Linked DNA regions of Homo sapiens: regions 2 and 3 are each linked to region 1. The links are chromatin contacts, found by Hi-C or POLR2A ChIA-PET in ENCODE. All regions are on one chromosome and are shown on one strand. The core of a region is the stretch at or near the end of the contact, and the rest is flanking DNA. Distances in the headings are between cores, read along the strand shown.

Region 1 (4,661 bases), core at 765-3,264:
GGAGAGATGTAAAGAGAGTACAGGGATTTTTCCATATATTCTTTACCTAGCTTCCCCTTATGTCAACATCTTGTGTAAGCATAGAACATGTATCAAAACAAAGAATGATCCTGGTACAATAGCATTATGTAAACTATACATCATTTTGGATGCTGAAGTGGTCCAATGATCTTGGGCACGTCAAGACATTTTCCCCAGAATGAAAAACATGTTACTACACCTTGCACCTCTGCCAAAAAGAAAGAAGCATGACACTTAGCAGATCTCTGAGTTTAGAAATCAGCATATTTTGCCCTTGGGAATTCTGTTCCTATCCCTTTAGCAGTTGACGTGGAAGGTGGCTACTGATCAGTAGCTCAGATCAAGAACGGGCTCAGGGCCAGGCGCGGTGGCTCAAGCCTCTAATCCCAGCACTTTGAGAGGCCAAGGTGGGTGGATAGCTTGAGCTCAGGAGTTCGAGACCAGCCTGGCAACATGTTGAAATCCTGTCTCTACAAAAAACACAAAATTAGCTGGGCATGGTGGCAGATGCCTGTAGTTCCAGTTAGTCTGGAGGCTGAGGTGGGAGGATTGCTTGAGTCCAGGAGGCAGGGGTTGTAGTGGGCCACAATCATGCCACTGCACTCCAGCCTAGGTGACAGAGCGAGACCCTGTCTCAAAAAAAAAAAAAAAAAAAAAAAAAGCAAAGAAAAGAAAAAAGAAAGAGCCCAGCACTGTCCTCTGTGGTTAGGGCGGTAAGGGCAACCTTGCCTCTTGGGCTGTATCACCGGACACACCTCACAATGCTAGAGCTCTCTGCAATGGAGCTGCAAAGGCTATGAGGAACCTCCGGCAAGCCCCCAAAGAACCACAGTAGAGCCCTTGAAGGTTCTGGAGCATAGCCAGGCCAACTCTTAACAACAACAAAAAAGAATTGGGAGATCTTTTATTCCAGTAATCTTATTTTAAAGGTAAAAAGGAGGCCTAAAGTCATAGGCATAATTGGCAGAATTGACTTTTGTTCTGGTGTTTCTCTCTGTAGTCATTCTTCACTTTCTGATGCAATTTTAGCACATCTTAAATATTAAAATGTTTTGGAACAAACTTAGAGAAATTATGAAGCTAATTTAGGAAAAGAGCACAAGAATCTTTGATTTACAGGCAATTTGGGGATATAATTTAGCTATATTGAAGCTATGCAGCCAACATGTAGATGGTCATTATTATTACACCATAAATTTTGTGAGGTCAGGAACCTTGTAATTTTAAAAATATTCACTCTGTGCTTTGTTGAATAAACGGATAAAACGTATAGACATACATGAACTACTGATGAGTGGCTGTGTGTGATGTGTAGCTATGTTTATTATTTTTAAGATTCTTATTGTATTTGTTGAAGGCCAAGTTGAGGAGGGAATTGCTTAAGGGAAATGAAAAGGGGTTTAACCACAGTCCCCACCATTCAGGGGCATGCAATCTAGTAGGTTAGGGGACAGGACAGACACACCATGATAGGTGATCGAGACCTTTTAAGAGCAGTGTGATGAAATTGCTATGGGAACTGGGAGGAAACATTTTCTAGGACTGGGGAAACACTGAGTGTGCTAGAAAAACTTTGTGCTCCTGATCAGGGAACCTGGGTTCTATAACTGCTTCTACTACTGATTTGTCCTGTGACTTCGCGCACCAAATTTAGGCTTGTAAATTAAACTCCCAGATTTCTGTTTTCCATTTTGCAGCTCTAGGGGTTGAATGAACCATTAGGTTCCCTCGGACAAATGACCTCCGCTAATTTCCTATTTCGTTGTTTTCTCACCCCTACACCCCACCGTTCCGTGGGTCCCTCCTCTCCAGGAGGCCAGACGAGGAAATAAGCGAGGCCTCTTTAAAGGAGCTCTCAAAGAAAGGTACCCGGGGTATCCCGGGCTGTGGAGCAAGCGCGGGGCGCCGGGGACCCGGGTTTCCCACGCAGCCGGGGACGCCGTTGCGTCACGGCGCCTGCAGCCAATCAGGACGTAGCCTTCCGGGACGCATTACTAGGGCGACGGCCGGACGCCTCCGCGTTACGGGATGAATTAACGGCGGGTTCCGCACGGAGGTTGTGACCCCTACGGAGCCCCAGCTTGCCCACGCACCCCACTCGGCGTCGCGCGGCGTGCCCTGCTTGTCACAGGTGGGAGGCTGGAACTATCAGGTGGGGTTACGGCGCGAGGAAAATGGCGGCGGCCGGGGGATCTCAGAGGTGCAGGAAGGGGAGCTGCAGCCCGGGCTTTTCCTCCTGAGCCATGGACCTTCCCCGGGCCGCGACCTCGGGTAACGGCCACTGGCCTGGCATTTGGGGTCCCGGTGCAGGTGGCGGTAGCGTCGCTGGCTCAGGTGGAAGGAGGCGCGGGGAAGCGACTCCTGGAGGCTGGCTGAGGCGTCAGGTGCTGAGGGGCCGCGCGAGCGGCGAGGGCGAGGTAGCCGCGGGGCGAAGAGGGTCCCGTCGGTGTTTACGCTAGGAGCGTCAAAACCTTCCTCCTGCGACCTCAGCGGGTCTGGGAGCTGCACTGTCCCGGAACGCAACCTGAGGTCTGACCCTGTTAAATCCCATGCACTAAAACGTCTCAAGTGGTCACCACGTGCGGGGCTTCGACGAGAGCCGTGGAGAGCAGGGGCTGGGGTTGTCTTCCCTGCGAGTCCTGCAGGCGCCAAAGGCCTGCCTGTAGGTGCCAGAGTGGCAGTGCCGCGAAAAGAAAGGTAGGCCCTAGCCAGGGCGGATGCCAAACCTGATCTTTAAGGTGTATCGTAGCTTCTAATTGCCCATTTGAAGAAAAGAAGTTGAAAGATAAGGCACTTAGATGTGGTTGTGGAGATGTTTTGCTTTCTTGTACTTCCCTGGTTCAGGTGGCTTCCCTGGAAATACTGCATCTGCCTTTAAAGTTCATTAACTGTGTTTCTTGTGTACATGGCAGTAGATGAGATTAGGGATTGAAGTCACTTTAAGTCCAAGAAAAGTATTGAAGATATGTGTTGAAGGCATTACCAAGATGAAATATTTATTCATATCATTAACTTATTTGTTCAAAGAAACGTCATCTCATGAAGTATAACTACGTGGGTTAGTTTTCAAAAAACTGACTTGATGAAAGCCCTTTTTGTAAAACATATTTTTTGAGAGTAAGTAAAAATACATCATCACTTTTTCGTTTAGGTTTCTGTTGCACATTGTACTTTGATATGCTTGATATGACAGATAAGCATAATGTTAACTGACTTTTGTTTTTGGTAGTAGGCTTGATTTTATGGAGTAGTACCTTGTTCTGTAACTGAGAAAAACGTAATAGCGCTTGTGTTTCAGTCATCAATAGCTGCAATCTCTGGAGTGCCAACTATGTGTCAGTTTCTGTGAAAGCTAGGCTTCTCCTACTTTTTAATTTGAACACATGGTCGTCTGCATCTGCCCCCACCAGGTCTTTAGGCTGGCTGTTGCTGACAACCAGGAGGAAGCAATGGGGAAAACCCAAAAGATTCTTCCAAACTGGATCCATGGAGATTTGGTCAGTTTGTCCTGGGGTTGAGGTTATGGGTGGATTCTAGTCCAAACTCTGCCACTTAAAAATATCTTAGGGTAATCATACAACTTCACTATTGGTGTCTTATCTCTAAAGTGAGTATTTCTTATTCAAACAATCTCATTGCACTGTTGGGAGGAAAAAGAAAAGACAGTATGTGTGAAAGGGCTTTAAAAAGTTAAAAAAACAGTGAAAATATTTGAAATTTATTCCTCTGCATTCATGTACTCTGCCAGGCACTGAATCCGGGGACTTATATGTGCCAACTCAGTCATCTAGCATCACTGTGAGGCGGATACATTTATTATCTTTATTTTGCAGATGAGGAAACTGAAGCACATTGAAGTTTAAGTAATTTGTCCATATCACACAATTAGCATTGTGTTTCCAGCCTGTGTTCTTACTGTCTTACTACCACCATGCCTACTATCTTCCTATGACATACAGATGTGTTATGTATTAAGGGGAAACATTAATTCATGTACAAATTTTTCATTTTTAATATATATATTTTTCTTTTTCAAAGGCTCTAGCAATGTCCTAGAATGAACACATATTTCAAGCCAGTAGTTTTGTTTGTGATCTTGTGTAAATAATAATCATGGTTTATTCCATTGGCGTCCAATAGTGATTTGTGTGGTAACAATTACATTTACTTTGGTTAAGTGGTATATTCTTCTTACTTGTGTTGCCCATTAATTAAAAAGTTATTTTGAAACAGAGTTATGACTAATTTCTTTTTTTTTTTTTTTTGAGAGGGAGGTTCGCTCTTGTTGCCAGGGCTGGAGTGCAATGGCACGATCTCGGCTCACCACAGCCTCTGCCTCCCGGGTTCAAGCGATTCTCCTGCCTCAGCCTCCTGAGTAGCTGGGATTACAGACATGTGCCACTACGCCTGGCTAATTTTGTATTGTTAGTAGAGACGGGGTTTCTCTGTGTTGGTCAGGCTAGTCTTGAGCTCCCGACCTCAGGTGATCCGCCTGCCTCAGCCTCCCAAAGTGTTGGGATTACAGGTGTGAGCCACTGTGCCTGGCTAGTTATGACTAATTTCTATCAGGAAGCACAAATCAATAATTGGGATTTTTGTTTTTATTACATTTTTTAAAAGAATAATTTGCTGGGGGACTT
Region 2 (4,661 bases), core at 1,565-4,064, 190 kb before region 1:
CCCCGGCCTTCCTCTTTCCTCTTTCCACCTTTGCAAAAAAGAGCAAGATGTCCAGGCTCCTGAGGTCTCAGCTTGCAGAGCTGGTCATTAGCCCTTTGTGTCCTGCTAACCACCTTTCATCTCCTCTACCTGCTGGTGTCCGCTTTCCCTATTAGCATCTCTCGGCTCTTTGCAGAGCCCTCGGCCTCTTTGTGGCCAGCTTGGGTTGTTTGTCAGATGATGGCTGAGAGATGCACACTCAGGGGAGGGTGGCTCTGACCAGGAGCGCTCACATTTTCCATGCCAGGTGCCAGGCATCTCTCTCCTCTCCCACCCCAGGGGCAGCCAGGTTTAGGTCACCTGGCATGGAGGCAGACAGTTGATAGCCCGGTCCCTAAATTTGGGGCCTTTGAAGCCCTGGTGTTGCCTTTCAGTTCCCCTCCAAGGGTGAAATGGGAACTGGCTCACCGGCAACTTTTATGCCTAAGCAAGAAGCCTGCTGAGGAATTCCTGGTCTCCAGAAGCTCACCCTCAGGCCCAGGATTCTCTGGTCCAACAGCCTCCACTGTTGGTCGGTCAAACAAACGCCCTGGGATTCCCAGGAACATCCTGCTGCCTTCATCGTCCGCATACTAAATCATCAATCCAACGAGGCAGCCACTCGCCACACAGGGCCATTTAAGGTTACATTAAATTGATATTTATAGTATATAATATAAATTTCTATTAATAAAAATTAAATAAAAAATAACACTTTAGCCACCATTCTTATTTTTTATTGTCAGTAGAATTTTTTTTTTTTTTTTTTTTTTGAGAAAGGGTCTTGTTTCGTCACCCAGGCTGGAGTGCAATGGCACAATCTCTGCTCATTGCAGCCTTAACCTTCCAGGCTCAGGCAATCCTCCCACCTCAGCCCCACAAAGTGCTAGGATTACAGGCATGAGCCACCCGTGCCTGGCCAATTTTAGCCACCTTTCAAGTGCTCCATAGTCACACATGGCAAGTGGCTACTGTACTGGACAGCGCAGATAGAGAACATTTCCATATGCAGAACATTCTTTTGGACAGCACTGATCTATACAGCCAGAAATTCCAGTATCTTACAGACCATCTCTTCCTGCTACGAAGCCTTGAAGCTCCCTTGACCTTTCAAGTGAATTCATTTGAGTTCCCAAAATGCCACGGCCTGTTGGGACTGGAGGCCACCAGGCAAAGGATGCCTCCGAAGAGGTGTCCCCTGTAAAATTCACCATCACCATGGCCAGGCATGGTGGCTCATGCCTGTAATCCCAGCACTTTGGGAGGCTGAAGTGGGAGGATCACTTGATCCTGGAAGGTTGAGGCTACAGTGAGCTGAGATTGTGCCATTGCACTCTAGTCTGGGTGACAAAACAAGACCCTATCTCAAGAAAAAAAAAAAAAAAAAACTAATAAAAAATAAGAAAGGTGGCTAAAATTTTTATTTTATTTTTATTAACAGAAATTTATATGTGATATAATATAAACATCAATTTAATGTAACTTTAAATGGCCCTGTGTGGTGAGTGGCTGCTTTGTTGGATAGATGATTTAGTATGAGGATGATGAAGGCAGCAAGATGTTTCAGGGAAGCCCAGGGCGTTTGTTTGGCCGACCAACAGCAGAGGCTGTTGGAGCAGAGAATCCTGGGCCTGAGGGTGAGCTTCTGAGATGAACAATGGTGCTTACTTTTCTACACAGTGGAGAATGCAAGACCTGGGAGATTCATGGTGTGTGTAAATGTCAAGGCTTCATTCCATTTGCAAAGGATGGAACTTGGTGATATGGCTTGGCCGTGTCCCCACCCAGATCTTATCTTGAATTGTAGTTCCCATAATCCCCTTGTCTCATGGGAGGGACCTGGTAGGAGGTAATTGAATCATGGGGGCGGTTACTCTCATGCCATTCTCATCATGATAGTAAGTGAGATCTCATAAGATCAGATGGTTTTATAAGGGGCTTTTCTCCCTTTGCTCGGCACTTCTCTCTCCTGCCACCTTGTGAAGAAGGATGTGTTTGCTTCCGCTTCCACCATGATTGTAAGTTTCCTGAGGCCTTCCTAGCCATGTGGAACCGTGAGGCAATTAAACCTCTTTCCTTTAGGCCAGGTGCAGTGGCTCATGCCTGTAATCCCAGCACTTTGGGAGGCCAGGGCGGGCGGATCATGAGGTCAGGAGATTGAGACCATACTGGCTAACATGGTGAACCATCGTCTCTACTAAAAATACAAAAAATTAGCCGGGCGTGGTGGCGGGCGCCTGTCGTCGAAGCTACTCAGGAGGCTGAGGCAGGAGAATGGCGTGAACCCAGGAGGCGGAGCTTGCAGTGAGCAGAGATCGTGCCACTGCACTCCAGCCTGGGTGACAGAGCGAGACTCCGTCTCAAAAAAAAAAAAAACCTCTTTCCTTTATAAATTACCCAGTCTTGGGGATTTCTTCATAGTAGCATGAGAATGGACTAACACACTTGGTGTCCATTGGATTCATTTCAGCCATCAGCTTTGGCAGCCCAATGTGGCTGCTGGATGTGGAGTCCAGGGCTGGCAGAGGGAGGAAGGTGTAGGGCTGGGAGAATCACAGCTGGGGGTGGATTCTTCTAGACCTGCCCTACCCTGGGCTGAGGGTGAGAAATGCCTCTGAGAGCTGCAGAGAGAAGGGAAAATGATTTGTGTTTGTTTTTGCCTTTCTGTAGTACAGAGAGAAGGAGCACTTTGGGGAAAGAGGTTTAACCAGAAGCAGTTTCTTTTGGGAACAGGGGCAGTTCTTTACTCCCTGCCAGTTCCTGCAGGCAGGCAGCATGCCGGCCTGGCCTGCCGCCTCAACCCCTACCTGTCATGTGCTTGGCAAGTCTGACTCAAGTCCTTTTTTCCACTGCCTACCCCACCCGTCAAATTGCAGTTGCAACCTCTCATTTTTCTGCTGCCTAGATGATTAAAAAGCATGACTTAGTGGAAAAATGTTGACCTCCTTGGGGTCAGCCTCTGAAGCAGCTGTCAGAGATAAGATTGTGCTGGCAAATTACTCAGCAGCACTTTGCAAGGCTTTCTGTCTGTCTGTAAGGAAACCAGAAGCTGTTGGTTCTGGGTACTTTTTGTGTTTGGAGAGAGCTACAATTTTGAGGCCCAAATGGGTATAATCTGATAATAAAATAAGATCTCTGATGGAAGGGTTCGATTATTGTAGTAATTTTTAAAAATACAATTAATAGGCTTTGTAAACAAACAAACAAAAAAATTTAAACAGTGCTTGCTTCGAGCAATTCAGGGAGCAAAGTCCTCTGGCAGCTAAGCAGTATCAGAAGTTCAATTCTCAGACCTCTTGCAAGGTCTTAAAAGACTTAATTGTGGAGCTCTCGGTATGAATGGCGCTGTTTGGAATTATTTTAATTACTGTGTTCATATGACTCCCTCTTGCTTGGAGATTGGATGCTTACTGTAGTTCTTTTGAAACTGCTCCAAAGAGGACATTATAGTTTCAATTTTGCTTATGTCCTCAAAGTATTTTATCATCTTTATATTTGCCAAGAACTTGTACCCATCTAGTGAGACAAGAAGGTCACCTCATGTCTCAAAAGGAGAAACTGAGGTGTTTGGGGTTGAGAGGACTTGACCGGAGTTATACAATGGTGGTCAAGGACATAGTGAGCACCTGGGTTGTGTGGCTTAACCCATGCTATCAAGTGAACGCTTCATTTGAAGTCCTACAGGTCTGAGTTTGGATCCCAGTTCAGCTGCTTCCCAGGTGCGTGGCTTTGAGCAAGTCACATACCGTCTCTGTGCTTCAGGTTTCTTATCCACAAAATAGGGTTACAGTAGTCCCCGTTATCTCTGGGGGATACGTTCCAGGACACACAGTGGTTGCCTGAAACCACAGATAATACCAAACCCACATATGCTATGTTTTATCCTATACATCCATACCTGTGATAAAGGTTAATTTATAAATTAGACTCAATGTGAGATTAACAATGATAGCTAACAATAAAATAGAACAATTATAACACTATACTGCAACAAAAGCTATGTGAATGTGGTCTCTCTCTGTCTCTGTCTCTGTCTCACAATATCTTATTGTACCGTACCTACCTATCTTGGGATTGCAGTTGACCGTGGGTAACTGAAACCAAGAAAAGCAAAACTGTGGATAAGTTGGGGGGTGGTAACTAGAATTATTGTGAGGTTTGAGATTCTGCTCAGGAAAAATTTCATCCATCATCATCATCATTAGATTTTTTTCCTTATTTTAATGAAAGACCTGTTTCCAGCTTGAAGTGAAATCCAATGCTTCCCACCCCTCTCCTCCTCTTCGTCCTCTTCCTCCTCTCTTCCTCCTCCTCCTCCCCCTCCCCCCCTCCTCCTTTTGCTGGGCCTGCCCTGCTTGTCATGCCTTTTGCTTTTCCTTGGCTTAGGCTGTCATAGTTAGAATTGGGTTTTCACTCTCCCAGCCCTGACAATGTGGCCCTGGCACAGGTAGGCACAATCCTGGCAGTGAGGTCAGAGGGTGGAGGCAGGGCCAGGCTCTTCACAGGGCAGGTCCCCCTCTCCTCTTGACAGCTTATGGCGCTGTCTTGGATCCTGAAGGTTTAAAACAAGCATTGGGACTGGGAAGCTCACCTCCTGGGCTGGGGCCCTCACAGCTGCCTGGGCAGTGAAGGCCCAGAGTCTT
Region 3 (4,661 bases), core at 1,059-3,558, 140 kb after region 1:
TAAGTGTTTGAGGTAATGGATATGCCAGTTACTGATCTGATCATTACACATTGCATACATATCTTAAAATAGCACACTACCTCATAAATAGGTACAATTATTTGTCAATTAAAAATACTAAAAAGCAAGAATAATCACTTAATTAGAAAATATATTTTTTCCTCTATACTAGAGTGTAAGCTCCTTTGGGTCAAGGAGCTTCTAAAACCAAAGTAAAAGCATTGAATCAGTCAGTCTCTGTTTCTCCTTTTCCCCCTTTCCCCCTCTCCTCACCCCTGCCCCTGCCCCCCTCCCATGGCAATGGTGCTAAATTGTTCAATAAATATTGAATGAATATATTAATGAATGTAACAGATATACTTCAATCAAATTGTATATGAGATCAGTGAACTTCTACAGGAATATATTTGTCAGAATTCTTTATGAGGCTAATAACCCACAGGCACCACCTTGAAGAATATTATTTTATGAGGATATATAACTCCTCTTCACAATGGCAGTGATTGTATTTGTAGGTGATTATCCTAACTTGGTGGCTCAGGATATTTTGTATTTGGCTTATTTGCTCTCTCCTAGCTGTAAGGAGCTTATGCCAAGCACAATCTCTGTTGTCCAACTTTGCTTATTATGCAGCTTTTACAGCAACTTTTCTAATAGTTTGGATGTAAATGCCATAATGTATCATAAGCCCAGATTCCTTTTAAAAATTTCATCCCCATAGCCTTCCTTTTAAATTTTATTTTAGTTTATTTCTCACTCACTGACTCACCGTGCTATGTTGAGGGAACTTTGTGTACCAAGTGCAACATCATATTCTATTGGCCCTATAACGTTTGGCTAGGAGAGGAAAACTCAGGATGAAAACATCAAAGAGGCAGCAATTACAGAAAATGGGAATGTTAGATGTCACAGAGTATGATGGAATATGCCTGAGAATTCTCACCTTTTATGCAGCCTTAAGTTCCATTGGCTAATAGCTTGTAACATTTACATAAATTGAAGCAGATTGCTATTCTTTTATAAAGGTCATCCTCTTTTATGACTTCAGAACTTTTAATAATTCAGATCTTTGTATTCTGCTGACCATTTTTCTGCACTATAAACCAGTTCATTTTATTTTATACTCTAATTAGCTCTTTATTTAAAGTGTTTTTATTTAAAGTGTTGGCACACAAGTTTAAGATAAGCTAAATTAGCCAACACATATAACTAGCTATTGGGTATTAATCAAAAGGATGATAGTATGGCTTACTGTTAAAATAAAACTCAGTATTTAGATCTTAATTTGCAATTTGAGGAGCTAAACCAGAAGTTTCTCAGATGCATCTATTGCCTCTTTTGCTATCTTGGGAATAGAGATAGGTAGCAATTACAAGTCAAATTTCATTTCTGTAAACTTTAAGATCATGGGTTTCGTTGTTTCATTAAAGTGCCATCCAAAAATAGTGTTCTACATCACCACAATAGCAGTGTTGTCCTCTGGCTGCCATTGTCCTTACCCAAGGCCTAAAAAGCACATACTTGATTTTTTTTTCTGTTTCAGTATTTTAGTCCATCCACTTGTAAACAGATTTCCCACCACAACCCCCAATGCAGTTTCTGTCTGGCAAGATAATGCTGAAACATCATACTCTCACCTTGGGGAAGGGTGGTTGGAAAAGATAAAACCCTTAGCTTCCAGGTCCATCTGCTGAAATTGTCCGAATTTGGCCAGTGTATTATATTAAGTGATAGCAAATGGAGAGAAAAGAAGAAAATGAATCTTGACGAGTGAGCTGCCATCATTTCTGTGGCAGTCTTTACCAATACTGTTAAATTTCTACCCATTGGATTTTTCAGGCTTCTAATTATTGGTATGTATATTATATGTGGTGTTTGTGTAGCCACTCAGGATTTTAAATTTGCTTTGGTTTGGTTTTTTTCATGTTGAATTAGGTGGGAATGTTTGAAATAAACAAGAAGATAAGGGAAGGGCTCTTTTCTTTCCTTTTAAGTTCCAGGATACATATGCAGAACGTGCAGGTTTGTTACTTAGGGATACGTGTGCCAAAGTGGTTTGCCGCACCTGTTGACCCTTCCTCTAACTTCCCTCCCCTCGCCCCCCACCTCTCAGCAGGCCCTGGTGTGTGTTGTTCCCCTCCCTGTGTCCATGTGTTCTCATTGTTCAACTCCCACCTATGAGTGAGAACATGCAGTGTTTGTTTTTATTTCTATTTGTGGCCATCTTCTTGGATCCCGTCAGCCAAACTGGTCTTTTCTTTTTCTGAATCCGTGTAGCAGTTTAACTGTATGTCTATTAAGATTCCTCAGTGTTGTAGTTACATGCGTGAACCTCTCTTCTCTACCCTGTTAGCCTGTTGACTACCCTGTTCTTGCTTCCTTTTTTTACCCGCACTCAATGCATCTAGCCAAAAATAGCTTTGTTGTTGTTGCAGTTGTTCTTAACTGTTCTGGCTGGCTGAATCACATTTAGAATGGCTTTAATAATAAGGAAGGCTTCTTGTTGACTTTAATGAATTCATTCAAGATATAATGTGTATGGTAGGTACAGATGTCACAGTCTTAAAGAGGGTTAAAGAATATCACTGCTTTGTATGGTATAGAGCTTGATGGTGTATGGCCACACTCTGACAATATCCTGGAAGGTTCTCTGGATTTCTTGCTGTAATTCTTTCTAGTTTATTGTCTGTGTATAATTAGACAGTGCTTTCTAAGTAGCAAAACTTGGTTGTAGATACTGATGCAGCTTAGCAAAAAATGTTCTATGATGGCAGTTAGTCCAACTTTTATCTTCTTCAGGGCCATCAGGCCTCTGTAATAATTAGAATCCATAAAAACTGGCTATATTCTAGACTAATATAAAAGTTTTATGTTCTTCAGTGATGTCTCAAGCACATCATAAAGCATCAGTGATCTTTCCAACAATGTTCCTTTGTGCCGGTGATTTGGGTGATCGGAAAAGTTTGCCAGTGGAAGAACCACTTGCTGCCCTGATAAGGAACCAATATTACTATATTTCAAAAAAAAAAAAAAAAAAAAACCCTCTAGGCTTACCTAAAGGACATGAGTAGAGGTAAGGTTTTATATATCAGAGTGATGTTGTAGCCAAGTTACAGTCTCTATGGGGTAAATGAGAAATAATCTTGATCATCACGATGATGGGCTCATTTTTCAAACTACCTCTGTGTTGACCATGCTATCTGCCTTATTGCCTTCATTAAAACATAGCTGTCTCCTGACTCCATGCCTCTTCCTTGTTTCCCTCTCAAGCGCTGTTCATTTTCTCATATCTCACTACCATATAATGTTCTTAATTTACCTCTGATTTATCCATCCTCGGTAAAAAAAAATACCGAGTCAAAAAACATTTTTTTGAGCCTTTTGTCATCTAAATATAGCAACTTTTACCTCTCTCAGAAATCAGTCAACCCTTCACTACATCCTCTGCCTCAGCCTTCATTTCACTGGAGAGGGGAGACTTAGCACCTGGCTCAGTCTTCCATTCCCTCTCTAGTCTAGCCACATTCTTAGGTAAGTTCACCGTCTGCATGATAACTCATGCCAGTTCCATGATCTCCTCATTATTCACACTACTTCATAGTTTGGATCTTGTCTTCAGGAATTGCTCCACCTGTTAAACGTTAAATTGCAACATCTCACTCTCTAGGCTGTTTTTACTCTCATTAAGATCTCTCTTCCCTTAATACCCTTATGCTTTTTCCCTATCCATAATCATCCTTCTGTGTTCATGCTTTTCTCTCTTATCGGTTATACTCTGTGGTCCATTGTTTAAACCAAACTCTTGCTAGTATTTGAACACCTTATCCCTGTTGCTCTTGGGTGGCACACAGTCAGCAGAAGTGCATTCCTGGGTCTTGCCTGCTGCTTGCCTTCTCTATACCTGTACTAGCATTTAGCTCTGCTGGAGAAAATCCCCTAAACCATGCAGATTACTGCCAAATAAACTCTTGGTTGCTGTATTAATTTTCTAGGGCTGCTGTAACAAATTATCATAAACTAGGTTGCTTAAAACAGTAGGAATGGCCGGGCGTGGTGGCTCACGCCTGTAATTTGGGAAGCTGAGGCAGGCAGATCACGAGGTCCGGAGATCGAGACCATCCTGGCTAACACGTGAAACCCCATCTCTACTAAAAAAATACAAAAAAATTAGCCAGACGTGATGGTGGGCACCTGTAGTCCCAGCTACTCCAGAGGCTGAGGCAGGGGAATGGCGTCAACCCGGGAGGCGGAGCTTGCGAAGCCGAGATCGCGCCACTGCACTCCAGCCTGGGTGACAGAGCAAGACTCCGTCTCAAAAAAAAAAAAAAAAAAAAACCCAGTAGGAATTTATTCTCTCACAGTCTGTAAGCTAGAAACCTGAAATCAAGGTATTGGCAGAGCCACGCTCCCTCTGAAGGCTTTGGGGAAGAGTCCTTCCTTGCCTCTTCTTGGTTGCCATCAGTCTTAGGCATTCCTTGATTTATGGCAGCATGACTCCAGTCTTTATATGGCCTCCATCTTTGTATGGCCTTCTGCCCTGTGACTTCCCACTTCTTTTAAGGATACCACTCATGATACTCACCATAATCCACTATAACATCATTGTGACTTAACTAATTATTTAGAAATAGGTTCTTTGCAGATGTAAAGTCACATTCTGG

Evidence for each region. A loop is a pair of places that touch in the nucleus more often than their neighbours do. ChIA-PET counts read pairs that join two places held with the same protein, here RNA polymerase II (POLR2A). Pooled maps may share reads with other maps.
Region 2: a loop to region 1 is called in a map of CD8-positive, alpha-beta T cell, with 2.6 times the contacts of the local background. The contact joins the enhancer-like site here to the promoter of LCLAT1 in region 1. A Hi-C loop is called at or near these places in 6 of 168 maps with a recorded cell type or tissue (CD4-positive, alpha-beta T cell, CD4-positive, alpha-beta memory T cell, CD8-positive, alpha-beta T cell and 2 more) and 11 of 50 pooled maps. POLR2A ChIA-PET finds 5 or more read pairs at or near these places in 16 of 52 experiments (CD4-positive, alpha-beta T cell, CD4-positive, alpha-beta memory T cell, CD8-positive, alpha-beta T cell and 11 more).
Region 3: a map of gastrocnemius medialis shows a loop between it and region 1 (3-fold over the local background). The contact joins the enhancer-like site here to the promoter of LCLAT1 in region 1. A Hi-C loop is called at or near these places in 1 of 168 maps with a recorded cell type or tissue (gastrocnemius medialis) and 2 of 50 pooled maps. POLR2A ChIA-PET finds 5 or more read pairs at or near these places in 3 of 52 experiments (A673, PC-9 and T-cell).

The regions. Positions count from the first base shown.
Region 1 is chr2:30,445,232-30,449,892 of GRCh38, forward strand. It overlaps LCLAT1 (lysocardiolipin acyltransferase 1), which reads left to right and starts at 2,015. Exons shown (of 6, transcript NM_001002257.3): 1 at 2,015-2,152. RefSeq lists enhancers at 1,705-2,442, 1,746-1,815, 1,856-1,915, 2,126-2,245, 2,443-3,179.
Region 2 is chr2:30,250,282-30,254,942 of GRCh38, forward strand. The region is part of intron 2 of LBH (LBH regulator of Wnt signaling pathway); the gene reads left to right. Among named protein-coding and RNA genes, the nearest start is that of LBH, 21 kb to the left of the region's middle. Within about 2 kb of position 2,815, at least 23 of the 41 ENCODE cell types and tissues checked have a DNase peak (open chromatin) inside an H3K27ac peak, as active enhancers do; they include CD4-positive, alpha-beta T cell, CD8-positive, alpha-beta T cell and spleen, where a contact is called at or near this core.
Region 3 is chr2:30,581,928-30,586,588 of GRCh38, forward strand. The region is part of intron 5 of LCLAT1 (lysocardiolipin acyltransferase 1); the gene reads left to right. Among named protein-coding and RNA genes, the nearest start is that of LCLAT1, 140 kb to the left of the region's middle. Within about 2 kb of position 2,309, at least 2 of the 41 ENCODE cell types and tissues checked have a DNase peak (open chromatin) inside an H3K27ac peak, as active enhancers do.